2 separate regions of the Homo sapiens genome follow, and region 2 is linked to region 1. The links are chromatin loops, found by intact Hi-C in ENCODE. Cell type or tissue: CD14-positive monocyte. All regions are shown on one strand.

Region 1 (2,500 bases):
TCAGCTGCTGGCTTCTCCCAGAGAGGCTGCCTGGCCTGGGGACCCCTGAATCTGCAGCTGAACAGAAAAACCACTGCAGACTCTCCCCAGCCTCTGCCCCGGGCTGCCCGCCCAGGAGCAGGGTCTGGCCTTTAGAAGCTCCCTGGAGGGCGGGGGCACCATCCGCCAGAAGCAATTAATTGCTGGGTCAAGAGATGGTGAAAGAGATTTGTCACGAGGGCCTGGGGATATTCAGGGTGGGAGGGTGGCCCACACTGATTCAGTTGCCCCACCTTCCACCTCACAAGCAGGCTCCGCCCCCACTCAAACCCCCAGGACATCCTCCTCTGCCTCCACACCCGCCCGGGCCCAGGGTAGGTCAGGGATGCAGCCCCAGCACCCGTGACCTGCTCCCAGGAGGGACCTGCTTCCACCATTCAGCCGGTGCCCACACACAGGAGGGGACAGCCAGGCACAAGTGGGGCTGACATACAGAGTCCCCGGTGGGCCCCAAATGGGCCTGAGACCCAGATCAAATCCCTGAGCCATCTCATCTTGGCAGGAGACTGCGACCCCTGTGTGTGCTGCTCAACTTCGCAGAGGCAGTTTCCTCTCGGTGAAACGGAGGCAATTATATTAGGTGGCTAAAATCAGGCTGGCTCCCGCTCCAGCCCTAGTGCTGTCATTTTTTAAAGCCTGAGGAAGGTGCCTTGCTTCTCGGAACCTCAGTGTGCCCATCTGTAAAACGGGGATGATGCCAGGGGCTACTCTGAAGAGAAATTTACAACCTGGCACCCAGCAGTGCTCAGTTGAAGCTCACCATCGGGGTTCACCAGGCCACCTCCCCAGGGCCCCTTGCCAGCCTGCAACCCTACTGAGACACCAATGTCCCCAGCACCTCGAACACCCAGAAGCGGGGCCCAGGGGGAGGGAGCAGAGTCTCGGAGGGCCACGATGAGAGGACTGGATAAGAGCCCACCTTCCCTGCCTCCCACCTCCGCAGCAGGCCCAGGGGAAACATAGGCTTTGGTGACCACCAGGCTGGGGCCAGAGGCCAGTGACAACAGAAGCACCCAGAGACAAGGCAGCCCCTGACCCAGATCTTCCATGGGCAGGGCTCTGCAGGAGCCTCTGGTCTGGAGGGGTCCGAGGCACAGGTTTCCCCATGGGTCCCCATCAGCTTTCAGCCCCTGGTGTCCACACCCAATCCCTCCACACCAACCCACCGACACACGGGGACCCTCGAAGCCCCCACCACACAGATGGGAAAACCAAGGCCCAAAGACGCCAGGCAAGGGCAGCTCAGCCCGGGATCTTTCTCATGTACCGGTGAGCTCAGCTCAGCCCAGCAGGCGTTCAGAAGCCCAAGTGGCCCGGCTGGGGTCAGGGCCCTGAGTCAGAGCAAGAAACGCAGCAGAAACTGAAACAGCCCAGTGGCCCCACATACTCCACAGAGTGAGCCACGCTGCTTCCCTGCGCCGCCCCGTGCTGGGAAGTTCTTGCTTCTGTGGTCAGGGTGAGGGTGGGGGTGGGGGACGAGTGGCGTGGAACAGCCTTTCAGCCTGGGGACCCTCTCTGGGCCCGGCAGATGAGCAAAGTTCCATGCACACAGGCAGAGCTGTGAACTGGCCCCACCTCAGAGTCTCCGTGTCACCCAGGACACATGCAAAGCCACACATTACCTGGGGCAGCAGTTCAGGGGTATGCATAGGTGAAGCATAGACAGGCAGGAGAGACCCATCCCAGGCACAGGCTGTTTCTGCTCCCTGCAGGGCTCAGCCTGCAGCAAGGCCACAGAGCACAGGTCTCGTGATCTCAGGATAGGGTCTGAGACCCGGGTTCAAAACCTAGCTGCACTGCTTTCTAGCTCTGTGACCCTGGGCACGTGGCTTAACCCTTCCGAGCCTGCCTGTTTCCTCGCCGTAAAATAGAAACTCAGCTCACAGGGCTGACTCAGAGGCTCAGTGAGCGAATGCCTGCCTACAGTAAGAGTGAATGCCCAGCATACAGTAAGGGCTTAATAAATATGTACAGCAGTTCCTGCTTAGCCACGGCAGCTTTCCACAGTTTCAGTATGGTGGTCTGAAAACAAACGGAAAATTCCACAAATAAACAATTCGTAAGTTTTTGGGTTTTGGGTTTTTGTTTTGTTTTGTTTTTCTCACTCTGTTATACAGGCTGGAGTGCAGTGGTGTGACCTCAGCTCACTGCAGCCTCCGCCTCCACCTCCTGGGTTCAAGTGATTATCCTGCCTCAGCCTCCTGAGTATCTGGGATTACAGGCGTCTGCCATCACGCTCAGCTAATTTTTGTATTTTTAGTATAGTCAGGGTTTCACCATGTTGGCCAGGCTGGTCTCAAACTCCTGGCCTCGAGATCCACCCACCTTGGCCTTTCAAAGTGCTGGGGTTACAGGCATGAGCCACCGCGCCCAGCCAATTCCTAAGTTTTAAATTGCACGCTGTTCTAAGTAGCATGATGAGATCTTGCACCGTCGCGTCCTGTCCAGCCCAGGACATGAC
Region 2 (2,500 bases), 76 kb before region 1:
CATCATCCTCATCCTCATCACCCCCATCATCCTCATCCTCATCACCCCATCACCCTCATCCTCATCACCCCCATCATCCTCATCCTCATCACCCCATCACCCTCATCCTCATCACCCCCATCATCCTCATCCTCATCACCCCCATCACCCTCATCCTCATCACCCTCTTCACCCTCATCCTCATCACCCTCTTCACCCTCATCCTCATCACCCTCATCCTTATCACCCCCCTCATCCTCATCACCCCCCTCATCCTCATCACCCCCTCATCCTCATCCTCATCACCCCCATCATCCTCATCACCCTCATCCTCATCACGCCCATCACCCTCATCATCCTCATCACCCTCATCATCCTCATCCTCATCACCCCCATCATCCTCATCCTCATCACCCCATCATCCTCATCCTCATCACCCCATCATCCTCATACTCATCACCCCCATCATCCTCATCCTCATCACCCCATCATCCTCATCCTCATCACCCCCATCATCCTCATCACCCCCATCACCCTCATCCTCATCACCCCCATCACCCTCATCCTCATCACCCCCATCATCCTCATCCTCATCTGTCCATGTATGAACCCCCTCCTCCTAACACAGTTGGAAAGAGCATCCCATCATGCTGCCGTCTGCTTCATAGCAAGAGGGAGGCTGAAGACCAGAGGGTTTAGGGCACTGGCCCAAGGTCAGATGGAAGGCCAATGCCCCATTCTGCAATGTGACAGGGCATCACAAGTGAGATCAGAACATGGTTCTGCTCCACTTATGACGCTCGCACAGCCTGCACATTACCACAGAGCAGATCAGTATGAACCCAGAAAGGTGCCCAAGAAGAAGTGAACACAGGAAAAGCCAGAAAATCCAGGATGCTGGCTTTTACAGACTCCATCGCTGGCGGTTTGAGCAGAACTGCCTCAGTCCCACAGCGACCCCTGGTGGTCGCTTCAAGAAGGGCATCAAAATGCTCCCCCAAAGCACGGAACAAACAAAGCCAAGAAGGGGAAGAAGCCCACAGCCCCGAAAGGGTGGGCAGGAGGGAGGCTCCCTCCAGCCAGGGAAGGTGGCCCTTCCTCAGGTACTAGAGAAAATACTACCTGGGACACCTACAGAGACCCAGCTAAGAGGGTGACTAGCTCTGCTGGGCCTGGATTCAAGCCTGAGCCCCCCGCTCACCAGCTCTGCAGCCTCAGCCAGGGCCCTTCACCTCCCTGACCTCAGTGTCTACTTCAGCAGAACCTGTGGGTATATGCCTACCTCATAAGGTTGTTTGGAAGATCAAGGAGATAATGCTGAAAAAACTGCTGCACAGCAGTGACACGCTATAAAGGGCTCTCTAATGCAAATCAAAACCACAATGAGATACCGCTGTACAACCACTAGGATGGCTGGAATCAAAAACATTTTTTAAAGGAAGATAAAAAAGGGTTGGTGTGGCTAGGGACAGTGGCTCACACCTGAAATCCCAGCACTTTGAGAGGCCAAGGTGGGCAGATCACTCAAGACCAGCAGTTTGAGACCAGCTTGGGCAACATGGTGAAACCCCATCTCTACAAAAAACACAAAAATTAGCTCGGTGTGGTGATGCACACCTGTACTCCCAGCTACTCAGAAGGCTGAGGTAGAAGGATCGCTTGAGCCCAGGAGGTAGAGGCTCCAGTGAGCCAAGATGGCACCACTGCACTCCAGCCTGGGCAACAGAGTGAGAATCCATCTCAGAAAAAAAAAAAAAAAAAGCTGGGGGGCGGTCGGTGAGGATGTGGAAAACCAGGAAACCAGGAATCTTCATGCATTGCTGGTAAGAATGTAAAATGGGGCAGCTGATGTGGAAAACAGCCTGGAAAGTCATCAGCAAATTAAACCTAGAGTTACTGTACGACACGACCCAGCAATTCTGCTCCTAGGTATACACCCATGAGAACTGAAAACAGGTGTCCCAACAAAAACTTCAACACAAATGTTCAACAGCAGCACTATTCACAACAGCCACAGCCCAAATGGCCACAGATGATGAAATAAACAAAAGGAGGCATCTCCATACAACGGAATATGTTTCAGCCATAAAAAGGAATGAAGGATGGAGACAAGAGACAACATGATAAACTCCAAAACCATGACACTATGTGGAAGAAGCCAGAAAGGACGCATACTGTGTGATGCCCTATATAGGAAATGTCTAGAACAGGTCAGTCCATAGAGACAGAGAGTAGGGGAACGGGGAGTGGCTGCTTTAGCTCCTATGAGGCTTCCCTGTGGGTTGTTGAAATGGCTGGGAACCAGAGAGAGGTGACAGCTGCACAACACTGCAAATGTACGAAATGCCACTGAATTGTGCACTTTAAAATAATTATGCTTGAGAATTTCACTTTTAAAAAATGCCAAAGTGGAATTTAGAGGGGAAAAAACAAACAAACAAAAACCTAACCATTGAGGGCTGCCTTGAGCCACCTGGCTTCCAGCTGCAGTCACCAATGTGTGCCAGTGACCCGCAGCTTC

Evidence for each region. A loop is a pair of places that touch in the nucleus more often than their neighbours do. Peaks named below come from ENCODE experiments on the same cell type or tissue, not always from the same donor. Only the 100,000 strongest peaks of a DNase experiment are listed, where the experiment ranks them.
Region 2: it touches region 1 in a loop (1.8-fold over the local background); 2 of 110 quality-filtered maps call a loop at or near these places.

What each region holds. Positions count from the first base shown.
Region 1 is chr12:124,544,298-124,546,797 of GRCh38, forward strand. The region is part of intron 1 of NCOR2 (nuclear receptor corepressor 2); the gene reads right to left. Among named protein-coding and RNA genes, the nearest start is that of NCOR2, 22 kb to the right of the region's middle. RefSeq lists an enhancer at 1-277. In CD14-positive monocyte, no CTCF peak of the experiment used is centred here; a DNase peak (open chromatin) is centred at 1,404; H3K4me3 peaks cover 1,135 bases; H3K27ac peaks cover 1,963 bases.
Region 2 is chr12:124,468,445-124,470,944 of GRCh38, forward strand. The region is part of intron 6 of NCOR2 (nuclear receptor corepressor 2); the gene reads right to left. Among named protein-coding and RNA genes, the nearest start is that of NCOR2, 98 kb to the right of the region's middle. In CD14-positive monocyte, CTCF peaks have their summits at 960 (motif pointing left) and 1,160; a DNase peak (open chromatin) is centred at 937; H3K27ac peaks cover 808 bases.